2 separate regions of the Homo sapiens genome follow, and region 2 is linked to region 1. A link is a contact called in ENCODE Hi-C or POLR2A ChIA-PET data. All regions are on one chromosome and are shown on one strand. Each heading gives the region's core, a stretch centred on a gene start or an enhancer-like site at or near the end of the contact. The rest is flanking DNA. Distances are from core to core; before and after follow the strand shown.

Region 1 (7,791 bases), core at 2,995-5,494:
CTCAAATTTGTTTCTTATTGGAAGCAACTATGCCTGCCATGCCACTTGCAAAACTTCCTTTTTAAAAATATGATAGCTGCTTGTCAACAGTGAGGAATGTTCTTTCTTCCTAGAATACAATTTTTTGTATGTGTCAAACTGATGTTTATCATAGGAAAAACAACACTGAGGTAACTCTTTTCATTAATCCTAAAGCAATTTTCAATTTGCTTGAAAAAATAATTCAGATAATTCCCAATTCTGATAAAGTTGTAGAACTAATGGGGACAGTATAAAATGGCTCTTCTTTTCAGAAAATCAGTAGCCAATTTTCTGCCCCCAAACTTAAAAATGTTGAAATTCCTTGTCCCAGTAATTTCAACTTGTAGAATATATTCTAGGAAAACAGGTCCAAAGAAATTTTAAAAAATTATATATATTCATTGAGTCTTATAATGAAAAACTCAAACACAATCCAGAAGTCCTATAATTGAGTAGGTAAATGCACAACAGTATAAGAATTCTATAGGATATTATAAGACCATTTAAAATGTTTCATTGAACCATGATGCAATGTGGGAAATACTTATCACATAATGTTAAGTATGAAAGCAGAAAGTCAAGTATAATGTATATCACAACTATAACTATAAAAATCAATGTACATATTCACATATATGGAATACAAAGTTTGAAAAATGTTAATATTTAGATGGTGGAAATCTGAGTAATATACTCTCCTTTTTTTCTACTCTTACGCTACTTTTATGCAACTAACATATTAATTATCATAAAGTATTGCCACTCCACCTCCAACAAAGAGGTCGGCCTCAACTCCATGCTACTTTTGATCTATTTGAAGGCTCTGATTTGGCCCGAGTGGAGACCTTTGGTTGAATCCTCAAATTGGATATAAAATATTTCACTGCATAAGTTTCCGTCTTTCCCTTTACGGTGCGGGTTCTTAAAAGGCTCAAACATAATTAAAAAGCCCAGGACTTTTACACACTCCAAATCCTCAAGCAGCAGTGGGACAGCAGTCAGACTAAGATGAAAGAGCCCTGGGCCCCCACTGCAGGAACACGGGGCCTTTCATGTTACTCAGTCACCATCACCACCCCCACTCTCCTAAGAAGAAACCCACAGGAAAATCCTGATAGATTTAAAGCCTGTTAAAAAAATTCAACTGAACTCCAGTAATAAAATATTTGCATTGTTTATATAGAGAAATTACCTCAAAGACCTTGAGTACTCATGGCCTCTGCAAAACCTCCTATAGTTGTTTTGGCCAACAGTATGGAAACAATTATATATGATTAGTACCAGTGAACAAGACTTAATTACTTCACCATTCTACGAAGACCTGATTATAGCTGATTAGCAAAGATCATCAAGCATAAAGTGATTCTTCTTCTAGAATTCAGTGTAAAAGATGCTGATCAATCAGCAAATTCATAGTGCATCCATTTAATTTTACTCTCCATGGCCACTACAGGCAGCTTGCATCTCTCATGTGTCTCCCACAGCTTTCTTTACTGACAATCATTACTATATTTTGAAATCAATGTGATGTTTTTTTCATCCTTAAGGGACAATAGCAAAGTCCCCATGTTACAGCAAAAACACATTTATATGTACAGCATTATATTACATGTTGAACTGACATGGAATGAGGACCATCCCTGAGTTGTTAGTCAAGACTTATCTTGTTAGTCAAGACTTATCATAACAAGAGCACCAACTCTCTGGACCAAGAAACAGCAAAGAGCTGAATTGCACAATCTCGCACAGGCAATGTGTAGAAGGTCTACTTTTGGGTACAAATGGAAATCCTTCCTTTGCAAAGCAAGGAAACCATTTTGTATTTCTGAAGGGCACATAAGTCAAATGCAACAAAAAAGAAATCAGAATAACGATCATGAGAAGTGATTTCAAAGGCAGGCCAGCATTAAATATAAGAATTCCAGAGCTCTTATTTGCACCTAAATGTCACATTTACTCTCATGAGCCCCTATAGGAATATCCCAGTTAGGTGCCTCTAGGCTGGGTGAGTGGATGAGATAGCCTAGGACCCAGTGGCTGAGCATGAGAAGCAGGTGGGCACGGCATAGGGGTGGTCCTGAAGCCCAAGGGCACACGCTGGCTACCCACATCCTGATAGAAAAGTTCCAGGGAGGAACTTAGCTCTGACAAGGACAGGTTGGCCAAATATGTCTACACACTCATCCCACTTCTCCCCCGGTAGGGTGACCAACTGTCCCAGTTTGCCCTGGACAGGAGTTGCCCAGCAAGACATGCAGTGCTAAAACTGGGACACTCTGGAGCAAACTTACCCCTAAGGCTTGCTGGTATTTTAAGCAACAAGGTCTAAAGACAGAAGGGAGGAGACAGAGATGAATGCAGCTTTTAGCTACACTTCCCTTGTCAATAGTGATTGGAACAAAACAAGGAACAAGGAAAGAGCTGGTTGGAGTTGGTCTCCAGCGACGTACTAGGCAGTGCCCTGAACATGCATTTCCTCACTTTCCTTTCTGGTCAGCTGTAGGCCTCTGGTAAGGGAGCAAAGCCACTGCTTTTAGAGACTTCTTTTACTCCTTAGAGGGCTGGCTGCTTAGCTTAGTGAAACTGATGGTTATGCAATGTCACAGAAAAATGCTTATCTTATGAAAAAAATCAATGAAAAACTGAGACTTCACTTGTTTGTACTCTAATTATCACATATTTAAAAATGCTTCAAACCTGGGGAAAGAACAAATCAAAATACAGTTATTTGAGCTATGGTTGATTTATTTTAGATTGGCTATCTTCTAGGTTTCTGTTTTGTTTTGTTTTTGGCAAATGTGGTTACAATCCTTTTTTTAAATTTTTTTTAAGAGACAGTCTCACTATGTTCCCCTAAGCTGGAGTGCAATGGCACAATCTTGGCTCACTGCAACCTCCAACTGCTGGACTCAAGCCATCCTCCCATCTCAGCCTCCCGAGTAGCTGGGACTACAGGTGCATGCCACTACACCCAGCTAATTTTTTTGTATATTTTGTAGAGACGGGGTTTCGCCATGTTGCCCAGGCTGGTCTTGAACTCCTGGGCTCAAGCAATCTGCCCACCTCAGCTTCCTTCCCAAAATGCTGGGATTACAGGTATGATCCACCGCACCTGGCCATAGAATGCTTTTTATTTATTGATTTATTTTTCTTCAACTTTTAAGTTCAGGGGTATATGTGCAGGTTTGTTACATAGGTCAATGTGTGCCATGGTGGTTTGCTGTACAGATCATCTCATCACCTAGGTATTAAGCCCAGCATCCATTACCTCCCTCCCCCTGCACCCTCCTGACAGGCCCCAGTATGTGTTGTTCCCCCCATGTGTCCATGTGTTCTCATCGTTTTTTACAAAATAATTCTTTAAAAAGTTTAATTAATTAATTAATTTAGAGACCAGGTTATGAGACTGGCTATTTTTCGTATTTTTGGTAGAGACAGGGTATCACCATGTTGCCAAGGCTGCTCTCAAACTTCTGGGCTCAAGTGATCTACCTGCCTCCTTAAAGTGCTGGGATTACAGGCATGAGCCACTGCACCCAGCCTAGAATGCTTTTATAATGGAAAAAAAAAAAAAAAAGAACAATAATGCTATGAGGTTGGATACCTCAGTTTGGCAAAAGATGAGTCTTTTGGAGAAATAATTTGTAAGAATTCAAATACTACCATACCAGCTCTCATTTTTTTTTTCATGACAACTAGGTAAAAAGCTTAATTTTAATTCATAGACAGTCTTTAAAAACTCATTCCAGAATTCAAGCCTTTCCAAGAGACGGCATTTGGTGACTTGGACCACAAGCATCTTTTTCTTCCTCTTTGTCAAAAGGCAGAGATGAGAAAAGCATCTTTATTATTATTAATTCTTTCTTGCTTTTCAACCTGCTTTCATGTGCATAGAGCTTTATTCTTGTACTGCTTCACAAGGTCAGGAACAGAAGTGTTCCACTGTCCGCCTCCACTTTACTGTTATGGAAACTGTGATACTGTGAGGCAACAGAATGAGTCCTAGATCCCGACTTCCACCCTTCTACCTAAAATTTTTCCTTAAGAAAAGAGCTAAAGTTCCTTCAAACCAACAAGCATTTATTGACTCCCTGCAGCTAACCATTTAGTGCTACCAAAAGCTGCTGGAAACTGAGAGTTAGTTGCATATGAGACACAGTTCACATCTCCGGTTCAGAAACAATCTTGCTCTGTTTGTCTGGCCCTGGTGACATCTCTTAGTCACCTCTCACTTTGGCTCTATGGACAGGATGTGTGTGAGGGCATTACTCACAGTTGGTGGGGAGTGGCCTTGCTAAACCGCTGTGAAATACCAGCAGTGCCTTAAAAACAGGAGCTCCCGAGTGCGTGCTACATCCCCAGGCCTTGCACAGTGCCTGGTACCCCATAAAACCGATGGACAATTACAGGGTATGGATTCTGCTCTTTAATGGTTTCATGTGGTGCTGTATAGTGACCATCTGCTGCTTTTGCATGCCCAGGTCCACTCTCCCTTCTCCTGGAAACTGTACTTTGTGGGTCACCCACACCTTCAGTGGATACAGCCCTGGTGGGAGTTGTCAATCACAGTGTCCTGCCTCCTCTGGCAAAGGATAAGCACATTACCTAAGTAAAGGCACTCAAATGCTCTTTCCCTGGAATTGGAATCATGGGCAGAGGACACAGAGTTCATTGATAAGTCTACTCATTAGTTTTGCTTCCTAGATCCCTAGAATTTTCCCCAATCTGCTGTTCTTTCTTCACCCCACTTCTTCAGTTTTTCCATGAATTCTAAGACCTATCCTGTCTTCCAATCAATTCCATTCATGCTTCAAGTAAGCAGAGTTATTTCTGTCACTGAAACCATGAAATCCAAACTCATACACCTTCGGACCAGTGCAGTGCATGCCAACACACCATAACTGGAACTCGTAGACATGTGGGTGAACTTCCAAGAGCTTCAGCCCCTTTTCTGGACATGAGGATGCGACGAACTATACAGAATTGTAACGAGAACTAATGAGACCATGTACACAAAGTTCCCAGCACAGTGCCTGACACAGAATAAGAGGTCAGTGAGTATTAGGTCCTCCTCCTTCTCAAGCAAGTTGATCATCTGATAATGATTGGAGAGACTCGACACAGCACTTCTTCTAAATAAACCTTCAGAATATAGGGATGGTCTTTCTGTGTCAAATACTTGGTTGTCAATCTCACTCTTTCAGAAAAAGGCCGACTGTAGGAAGAAATCCAGCCAGGATAAACCTGAACTCTATATATATTCAAGCTCTCGAAATAATAACACACCCTTGACTACTAATTTTGCATGCATTGGCCACTGCATCTCAGTCTTTTCTTGAAAGTTAGAGCCATAAATTCATGTATTACTCTTTTAAAGGAACTTCTAATTCTGAAGCCTGGAATTCAAAATCACATGGAATTCCCCCACACTTAAATGCTAGAAAAGTGTGGTAAAGACTATGGCTTTTAAAAGGAAGTTTTTGAGTAATAATAAGACTCTCTTGTTGTTTTTCTTATTATGTTCCAGGAACTGTGCTAAGCATTTTACAGCATTCTCAGAAGGCAGGTGTTATTTATCCCATTTTAGGCACAAGGAGGCAGAGGTGTAAGGAGGTAAGTCAGTGTACCATGATCCCCCAACAGGTGACTGAAATTCAAGTTCAGATCGACCTGAGCCCAAACTGTGTGCTTCTAAGTGCTCTTCCACATTGCCTCACTACTGTCTAAGGTCACTAACCTCCATAAGAACACATTGAACAGGTGCTTTATTCTATATTTGTAATTCCACAAGCAAGTGGCAAACCTAAAGTGTGACTCTTTGACATTAAGGATATATGTTTATAGTTATGTGCATAAACTCTATGGCTGGGTTTGAATCTGACCCCTGCCACTAACTGGCAGTATTATCTTAATTGAGTTAGCCCATCTAGAGCTCAGTTTCTTCATCTGCACAATGGGTATAAGAAAAGTGGCCAGGCGTGGTGGCTCACACCTATAATCCCAGCACTTTGGGAGGCCGAGGTGGGCGGATCACAAGGTCAGGAGATGGAGACCATCCTGGCTAACACGGTGAAACCCCGTCTCTACTAAAATAAATACAAAAAAAAAAAATTAGCCGGGCATGGTGGTGGGCGCCTGTAGTCCCAGCTACTTGGGAGGCTGAGGCAGGAGAATGGAGTGAACCTGGGAGGCGGAGCTTGCAGTGAGCTGCGATCGCACCACTGCACTCCAGCCTGGGTGACAGAGTGAGACTCCATCTCAAAAAAAAAAAAAAAAAAAAGAAAAGAAAAGAAAAGCACATATGAATCGGGAGTATTTATGAAACATGATGCATGTGAAGCATGATAAAGTACACAACGGTACAACAATTTCCAAATGAAATGTTACCTATGGATTAGAATTGTGACTTAGGATGGAGGAGTTAGAACTCCATAAATAACTGCACCAGGCACGCCACTGACTGGACAGAACTAACAGCAGAAGCTTATAAAAGTAGCCGACACTTTCAGACAGAAGTCTTGACCTCTGGCCCTGCCTCAGCCCCGCAAGACCTGTGCTCACTGAGTGATCTTGGATATGTCATCTACTCACTCTGAGCTTTAATTTTCTCCTCTAAATAGTGGAAATAGCTACATCCCACAGCTGTCAGGAGGGCAAATAGGATACCAAACCTAAAGATTTCCTATAACTTGAAGAGCAGGTTTTACCAATGTTTTTATTGCTCTTTATCAAAGATAAACTAAAAAATAAATTCCTATACTGGAGTGCAGAGGTCTTAAGTTGGCTGTGTGAGGCTTGCATTCAGCATGCAGATGTATTTGGTTAGTCCAAATGGTGTTGTTGTAACTGTTTTTCCATTTAGATGCCAGTGTTATGGACCAAATGTTTGTATCCTCCCAAAACTCAAATGTGGAAAACCTAACAGCCAAAGTGATGGTGTTAGGAGATGGGGCCTTTGGAGGGTGATTAGGGGATAAGAGCAGAGCCCTCATGAATGGAATTAGTGCCCCTACAAAAGAGACCTCAGAGAGCTCTCTATTACTCTTTCCACCATGTGAGGATACAAAAAGAGGTCAGTAGTCTGCAACCCAGGAGATCCTCACCAGAACTGATCATGCTGGTAATCTCATCTCAGATTTCCAGCTTCCAGAACTGTAAGAAACAATTTTTTCTTGTTTTTAAGCCCTTAGTCTATGTTACTATGTTACAGCAGCCTGAACTAAGACAGTCAGCATTTAAATATTCGGAGATCTGACCAGGCTGGGCCTGTATTTCCTCTCAGCCACAATGAGCTAACACTTTGCGGAGCTGTAACCCTGAGGCACACCCCCACCCCTGCCCTGGTATCCTCACACACACAGGCACAGGGTGGTTGTCATTTATTCAATGCTTATGCTACTGTTTTTCTTAGAAGAGAAAAATATTCTCTGTATCCATACCTCTGTCATGGGTAAAAAAGATCAGTAGGTCTCAATCCAACACTATCCATTTATTTCACTTCCTTCCTGGATTTGCAGGTGGTTAAGTGTTCCCTCCATCTGAAATGGAAGGGAAGTGGCCTTTTGTCTGAGTTGGAGAAGAGGGCATGCTCACTTGTGTATGTAGTGTGTTTTGTTTGTTTTTTAGTTTACTCATATGAGATCTCTGCCTATTCAACAGACACGTTTATGGAGAGACTAAGGACTAAGTACCATGGGAACAGGTATGGAAAGCTGTGACCCCTGTCTTTCAAATGCTTCAGATTTTTTTTTAACTTTTCAAAGCAGTGAA
Region 2 (7,791 bases), core at 3,172-5,671, 77 kb before region 1:
TCAATCTAGGCCAAACATAAAAGGAGTGAACTGGGGTGAAAGACCCGGGGCTGTGATGGATTCCCTGAGTCACCAGGACCCTCAGGGGCTTAAGGCCCTAAACAGAAGATTCCACTGTCAGCCTTAGCACCATTGCAGTGACCTCCATGGTACTCCACTGCCAATAAATCCATAACCACTGTGACCATAACCACAGTGTACATTCTCTTAGTGACTGCATTTTTAGACCACACATAAAATTATTAATGTAAACCAAACCACTACACTTAGTGATAAACATGTACTTCATAAATAGCAGGGAATGAAAGTATCCCAAATAGTTGGAAACAACTGAACAAATAAAGGATCCTACCCCTAAGTTTAAAACAAAAACATTTAAAAGAAATACTGCAACTATTAACTAAAAGATAAGATTTAATAACACAGTAAGACACTCAGTTGGGGAGGGATTAATTGCAAAATATATCATTATTTCACAGTGAGGTTTAAGTACTCATAACAATCTTCTGGTTTTAGTAGAACAGATACCCACTGGTGTATTTTTTTCACATTTGTTTTCTATAATTTCTTCCCCTCTACTATTTCATATAAAGACACTAATGTGGTCAAACATTAAACTATCAATTGACAATCACCTTTTGCTTCCCTATTAGGAAATAACCTTCATTGCTTAACTGCAACTCAAGAGAATTAGGGCACAGTCAACCATGTCACTGATAAAAACATAAGAAGTAATGCATCACATTTATTCCAATCTAAACACACTGTCACAGATGTGGTAAGTGAACTGGAACACTGGTGTTCCCCAGTGGGTCATCAGCTACATATACATCACATTCTTTTATCAAATCTGGCATTGAAATTTCCTTTTCCATATATAGGTTTAAAAAAATAAAATTAAAAAAGCCACAGGAGCAACCCTGACAGAGAAGTCTTGCATGCAGCCTTCTCCTGAGAAAGTATGTAATCTTAGTTATCCTCGAAGTCAGCAAGCGCTCTTGTACTGTTAATATTAAAAGGAACATAATAAAATGGCCCAGTCCAACTAAAACAGTCCTTGAGTCTATTGGTCAGTTCGTTAAATGTCAGAGCTTTTCACATTTTTGAAAAAAAAAAATGCGTCTCTTATTAAACTTTAAGGTATCCTGAATGCTCTATCAGCCAACATAAACGAGTTCCTTGGCGGGTATGTTAAACTTTACCACCTGTTTACATCCCCCTTCTTGGCAGAGATCACCAAACCAGTGGAGTCCCTGGCCAAGCCTCCTTTGTAATGGTAATAAGTTCCTTCCTTAAATAGAAACAAAACTTCTCTGTTTGACACTGAGCAAACAAAAAGCATGCACCCAAATATTTCTGGCCATGTTGGGGGCACAAGCACCCCCTTTCTACCCCCAAAGCCTGGCTTCTGCATTGCAGTGCTACAAAAGCCATTCGCATAGCTGTGTCAAAGCCTCCAAGCGAAGCCTCCGACCTCAGCATCCCACCATCCATTTGTCCCCTACTCTGGCTCTGACCACCAAGTACCATCCATTTACTTCTCGAGTATTGGGAATTGGGGGATGGTGCCCGAATTGGCCCTCTGTCCCCACCGGCCTCTCTGGCAAGTGCACAAAACGGCACTTCCCCTGAGGTGGGCTGGTGGGCCTCACGGAGAGGCGGCTCCTTAGGGCCAATGAGATGGTCTCTATATGCCCTGGACCTAGTCGGCAAATCGCTGCAGGAGACGGTCCTCCCGTCTCAGGCTGCCGCCCGCGCCGCCGCCCGCACTGTCCATGAAGCGGTCGCAGGGGAATTCGATGAGGTCCGCCTCACTGAGCGCGCACACGGTGGTGCGTGGCCGGTGCGACTGGAATCCCGAGAAGTCGGCGGACACGCCGGTGCCCATGGAGCGCAGGGGCCGTCGGGTGGAGTACATGTGCCGAACGTGGACCGGGGCCCCGCCCTTCCGCCTAGCCCGCAGTTTCCTACGCAGCCAGCGAGACGCCCAGGCCGCCAAGGCCAGGAGCACCAGCAGCGCGTTGACCGTCAGCAGGGCCAAGGTCAGCAGCTGGTAGTCGACGCCGCCCCGGCTCCCGGCCTCCGGTAGGGTGACCAGCCCCGCGCAGTGGTCCCGGGGAGCCACAGGGCAGACACGGCCCCCAAGCACGCCCTCCACGCACACCAGGTAGGGGGTGTCCCCGCGCAGCTCGCGCAGCGTGGCCGAGTCGCTGCTCTCAGGCAGGTAGACGAAGCGGTGGAACTTGGGCTGCTGGCCAAAGCGGTCAAAGAGCAGGCGGAAGCGCGCGCCGCCCAGCGGCCGGGGACTGCGGTGCTCGCGCACGGCCCAGCGCACCGAGGCGCTGTCTGCGCCCACCGCCTCCACCGTCAGGTTGCACAGAATGAACTTGTTGAAGTCGCATGGGTCGGACACCAGCGGCGGCAGCCCGGCCCCACCGTCGGACTGGGCGGCACGCTCCTGGTGCTCCGTGCCCAGACGATGCTTCGTCGCGCGCTGCCAGGGGTCGCCGGCGGGCGATGGCGCAGAGCCAGGAGAGGCCGTTGGGGTGGGCTCCGCGAGGGCGGGATCTGCCCGAGTCGGACGGCCCCGCTGGGGCTTCTTGTGCAGGTCTAGGGACTGTGGAGCCGGGCCCGCGGCGGCAGCGACGGAGGGGCTGGGCTGCTGGAGGCCCGGGCCCCGCCGACTCAGCCTTAGGGCGCTGCGGTTGCCTACCAGCTCCCTGGCGGCCCCATCCCAGGCCACCCCAGCTAGAAATCGCCCCTGCTGCTGGAGCTGCGGCTGCGGCGGCAGCTCCTCCGCGAGACCTGCAGGTGGCGTCATCTCCTCCCCTGCGGCCGTGGGTAGGGGCTGCCGCCTGCGGTCAGCGGTCAGGGAAGCTGAGGGCGAGGGATCCGCGCAGGATCCATTTTGCAGCTGCTGGTCATCCAGGTAATCCAGGTATTTGCCTCGCAGGGCCGGGGGGTGGCGACACTGCACGAAGACAGTGAGGAGCCGGCCCTGCGAGTGCCAGTCGCCCATCCAGCGCTTCAGGCCTCGCAGCCGGCAGTCGCAGGTCCAGCCGTTGCCGTCTAGATCCAGCCGATAAAGGGCTGGGCTGGCGGCGAAGATGTCCCCGGATAGGGCGCTGAGCGCGTTGTTGCGCAGGCTGAGCTCGCGCAGCCGGCCCAGGTGGCCGAAGGTGGCCGGGTGCAGGGCGGACAGCTCATTGCCGCTCAGGTCCAGCGCCTCCAGGCTGTGCAGAGGCTCCAGCAGCGCAGTTGGCAGCTGGCTCAGCCGATTACCCTCCAGGCGCAGCTCGCGCAGGGCCTCCAAGCCCCAAAAGGCCTCAGGCGCGAGGTGCGTGAGCTGGTTGCCCCTGAGCGAGAGCAGGCCGAGACGTGGCAGGTGCTGGAAGATGCGCGGCCCGAGGTGCTGCAGGTTGTTGGCCGAGAGGATGAGGGAGGAGAGGGAGCGCAGCGGTGCGAAGGTGGCCGCGTGGCGCAGGGAGGGCTGTAGCTCGTTGGCAGAGAGGTTGAGGAAGCGCAGCTTGCCTAGCTGGGCGAAGGCGTTCTTGCCCAGAAAGCGGATCCGGTTGGACTCCAGATGTAGGTAGAGCAGGTTGCCCAAGGGAGCGAAGACCGCGTCCGGCAGCGCCCCCAGGGCGTTCCCGTCCAGCCGCAGCTTGACTAGACTCTCCAGGCCCTCGAAGGAGCCGCGGCTTAGGCGGCTGATCTCGTTCCCGTTGGCGTAGAGGATGCGCAGCTTGCGCAGCGGGGCCAGCGTGCCCGGGGCGAGCGCCTGCAAGAGGTTGTTCCCCAGGTACAGCTCTTCCAGCCGCGAGAGCTTCTCGAAGGTCTTGGGGTGCAGAGAGCGGATCTGGTTGTACTGCAGGTCCAGCCGTCTGAGCTGCCCCAGACGGTGGAAGTCGAAGGCCGTGATGTTGGTTATGAAGTTGCCGCCGAGGCTGTAGGTGAGCACGTCGTGGGGGCTCGGCAGCGAGCTGGTCTTGGGCACTACGCGGAGCCCCCTGTTGGTGCACAGGAGATGCTGGGGATGCTGGCAGTCGCAGCGCTCCGGGCACACGGGCTCGGCCAGCGGCGGGAGCGCGAGGCAGCCGCACACCACGAGCAGGAGGCGCAAGGCGCGGGCAGCCTCCATCGCCTCCCGCCCTGCGTGCAGCGGCCGGATCGTCCTCTTGGCCCGCCGGCTCTGTGTCTCCTCTGCATTCCCCTTAGCCTGGCCAGAGTCGCTAAATGGCCTCTTTCGGACTTCGCAGCGCCGTCCAGCCCCTCCTCCGTCCTTTGTCCGGAGGCCGGCCCGGGTCTCTGCAGGCGGGCTTCGCCCGGCCAAGTCAGGCGGCGCGGGGCGCTCTGCAGACCCCGGGTACTACTTGTTGCATTTCTGTATAAAACTGTTTCTCCGGGTGCGCGTCGGCGGGCGGGAGGAGGGAGCAAGACCCGGCGCTTTTTGTTTGCAGCTGAGTCCGGAGAGCTGGATTCCCTGGCGCGGATTCTCCCAGCCGAGTGGATTCCCCAGCTGCAGGCGGGAGCCGTTCCAAGAGCTTCGCGGGGCGCGGCTTGGCAGCAGAGCCCCGGCTGCTCGGCCCCCGCAGACGGCACCTTCTCGCTCGCGGTCCCGGACGGGGAGGGCGGCTCCAGTGCAATAGCTCGGGGAGCACGCGGGCTGCGTCCGGAAGGGACCCAAGTCTGCGAGCGGAGAGCAAACGGGGCGGAAATTCGTTCTTCCCACACTCTGCCCGCGGGGACGCAGGCGGAGAAAGAGGAGACGGCAGAGGGAGGACAGACCCCGGCAGGGGGAGGAGGAAACACTAAGTGGCTCCGCGTCTGGTCAGCCCGGGCCCGGGATGCCAAGTGAGAAAAGTAGGGATTAAAAACAGCTGTACGGGCCGGACACGCTAGGCCGGGGGCGGGGGAGGATTACCGGGCTAGCAAACGGGATTTGCAGACAGAGACCTTTTTATTTTAGACGAGTACACCAGCCGCTTCTGAGCAGTGGGAGCGCGCCTGGCCTTCCTCGTTGTTAAGTCACTTGCTCTTCCAGGTGCCACCCTGCGGGAAGTTTGGGCAGCACGGAGTCCGCCAGCATTCTACAGGAAGTTTGGGGGAGCACAAGGTTGCCTGCAGAAGGCCATCAGAAGGGGGTAGGTGAACCCAGTCTGACAGTTGCTGCTTGGGTTTTGACGTCGTTGGACTAGTAGCTGAGGAGAGGCACCACCCCCTTTTAGGTGTCTGAAGGGAGTATTTACTCCATCCTGCTGTGGGCTAGAACATGAAGAAATCACAGAACTGGTTCTGCCAACATGAAAGTGTCTCTGCCACATTTTGGTGATTCAGTCGCATTAACTCTCCTACAGTAATAGAGCCCCTGGGGTAGGCTCTGCTCGTGTGCACATACATAATAACCTTCACAGATCCTAAGGTAAACGTTCCTTGCAGGGCCCTCCTGCTTTACGCCTGGACTTGCAGTGATCTTCAAAGTCTTTAGGCCCAAAAATGTTCAGGCCTGGCTCAGTTGGGGAAGCATTATTATTTATTATCTCTAGGGAATGGAGCATTTAATCAACGGCTCCTTTGGGATCAGCCCCTGCTGAGAATGAGAATACACAAGGAGGAGTTGTTAATTATTAATTATTGTTTCTTTATATAAACCATCTTGCTAAAAAATAAGGGCCCTTCCCCTATCCAAGGTGTTGAGAAAACGTAAGTTTTGAGGACGTACTCTGCAACAATGTGGAAAATTAAAGGAAAGATACAGATCCTCACCTGAAGACAATGACAATCTAGTGGGAAGGGCAATGAATGCATTGAAAGGTTAGATAATAATATAAGGCAGTAATAGAGAACACCACAAAAACAAAAATTATTTTTTTTGAGGTGGGATCTCACTCTGTTGCCCAGGCTGGAGTGCAGTGGCATAATCTCCGTTCAATGCAGCCATGACCTCCAGGGCTCAAGTGATCTGCCCACCTCAGCTTCCCTAATAGCTGGGACTAACAGGCCCTTGTCACAATGACCAGCTAATTTTTGTATTTTTTATAAAGGGGGAGTTTTGCCATGTTGCCAGGCTGGCATCGAACTCCTGGTCTCAAGCGATCCTCCCACCTTGGCCTCCCAAAGTGCTAGGATTACAGGTATGAGCCACACCACACAGGGTGACAAATGATTTTTAATAATTCTATGTTTCACAGTAATTGCCCCATTTAGCAATTAATATAGTCAAGTGATAGAGGGAAGTTCTGAATTTAGAGAAAGATGAGATCGTTGGCAGGGTAGTCAGTGGTGACTTCGTGGGTGAGCAGGGACCTTGGCTTTGCAGGGAGGTGAGTCAATGATAATTCCAGGAGATGAGCGCTGAGGGGTGGAGCTGTGATAGTCCTGAGGAGCAGCACCTGGCCTGAGAGTGTGAGGAAGGCGTCTAGAAGAGGGGAAACCTGTGCTGAGTTTGAGGGGTGAGTGGTATTACCTAGAGGAAGGTGAGCAGACGCTCAAGGAGGAGAAGCCTGGGGACACATGCAAGGAGGGATTTAGAAACCTCCACATCTTCTGTCTGCATATTTAGGGTGAGCTTTATTAACTTATTCTTTAACAGTATCATACACCCTAGCTTATACAGTGACTTGAAATAAATATTCCTTTATTCCCCTTTAAGGATTTCAGCAGGTAGCTGATGTAATCATATTTGCACTACAACCTCAAGAGGAATCTCTGCCTAAATAAACAAAGTAGGTGCTATACAAAAAAAATGTTGTCTTCCTAGTTCTTGCCTTCTAGGTCCTTGAAATCTGTGACAGCAATAGGTGTGAGATGTGTGGATAGAGCATCCAGACTGAGGCATTCAGCTATACCACGCACATAGGCATCTTGTAGATACTGTGAATGCATCTCCTCAACCAGGCCAATGTGGGCGCTGTCTGTGGACCTTGTGCTTTACAGGGCTGTGTTCCAGTCCTCCTCTGGTTGTGCACCTTCCAATAAGAGCAGGATTTCAGGCCTCAAAGGAGATGTGCACACCCATACCCCGCTTCCTACTCAGAGTTCTCTAGACCCTGGAATTCCCTGTGTAACTGCCTAAGTATATATAGGCTGCCTTCACATCTGTTTTCCTAGTGGCCAGTCATGCCACAAGTGTGTATACTCCTAGGGCCAAGGGAAGACCAAGGGGGCAGCTATGCAAAAAAGAATCTGGAGATGCAGGCTGGAGTTTCCACTGGCAGGCCCCCAGAAGACCCCTCATAATGCAGGAGCCAGAGCTGGGAAGGACAGCCGTGGGCCAGTGAGTGACCTTTCACACTCTAATCCTGGGCTTCTCAAATTTTGAAGACAGGCCTGTCTATATGCAGCTGTTTTTGGAGGGGAGAAAGTAAATGTACTTTGATTTTAGAAAGTACAAGAAGAAAAAAATCAGGAGTTTGAAGGAAAGTGGGTTTTTTGTTTTGTTTTGTTTTTTTCCTCACTGCAATCTCTGCCTCCCAGGTTCAAGCAATTCTCCTGCCTCAAGCCTCCTGAGTAGCTGGAATTACAGGCGTGCACCACCACACCTAGCTAATTTTTGTATTTTTAGTAGAGAGAGAGTTTCACCATGTTAGTCAGGCTGGTCTCAAACTCCTGACCTCAGGTGATCCACCCCCCTCGGCCTCCCAAGGTGCCAGGATTATAGGCGTGAGCTACCACGCCTGGCTGGAAAGCGGTTTTTAGAAATGTAAGTTCTACTTTATTATAACATAGGCTGTGCTTAATTTTCTATAAAAAGCAATACTTTTTAGTAAAAGCAAGGACACTATTGTCTCTAGG

Evidence for each region. Hi-C counts contacts between places; a loop is a spot of excess contacts on that map. ChIA-PET counts read pairs that join two places held with the same protein, here RNA polymerase II (POLR2A). Pooled maps may share reads with other maps.
Region 2: a loop to region 1 is called in a map of endothelial cell of umbilical vein, with 4 times the contacts of the local background. The contact joins the promoter of TRIL here to the enhancer-like site in region 1. A Hi-C loop is called at or near these places in 8 of 168 maps with a recorded cell type or tissue (PC-3, Right ventricle myocardium inferior, cardiac septum and 5 more) and 10 of 50 pooled maps. POLR2A ChIA-PET finds 5 or more read pairs at or near these places in 4 of 52 experiments (CD4-positive, alpha-beta T cell, PC-3, WTC11 and 1 more).

The regions. Positions count from the first base shown.
Region 1 is chr7:29,031,272-29,039,062 of GRCh38, forward strand. All of the region lies in intron 11 of CPVL (carboxypeptidase vitellogenic like), which reads right to left. Among named protein-coding and RNA genes, the nearest start is that of CPVL-AS1, 45 kb to the right of the region's middle. Within about 2 kb of position 4,245, at least 3 of the 41 ENCODE cell types and tissues checked have a DNase peak (open chromatin) inside an H3K27ac peak, as active enhancers do; they include PC-3 and endothelial cell of umbilical vein, where a contact is called at or near this core.
Region 2 is chr7:28,953,909-28,961,699 of GRCh38, forward strand. TRIL (TLR4 interactor with leucine rich repeats) reads right to left here and starts at 4,422. Exons shown (of 1, transcript NM_014817.4): 1 at 1-4,422. The coding sequence starts at 4,138. The coding sequence ends at 1,703.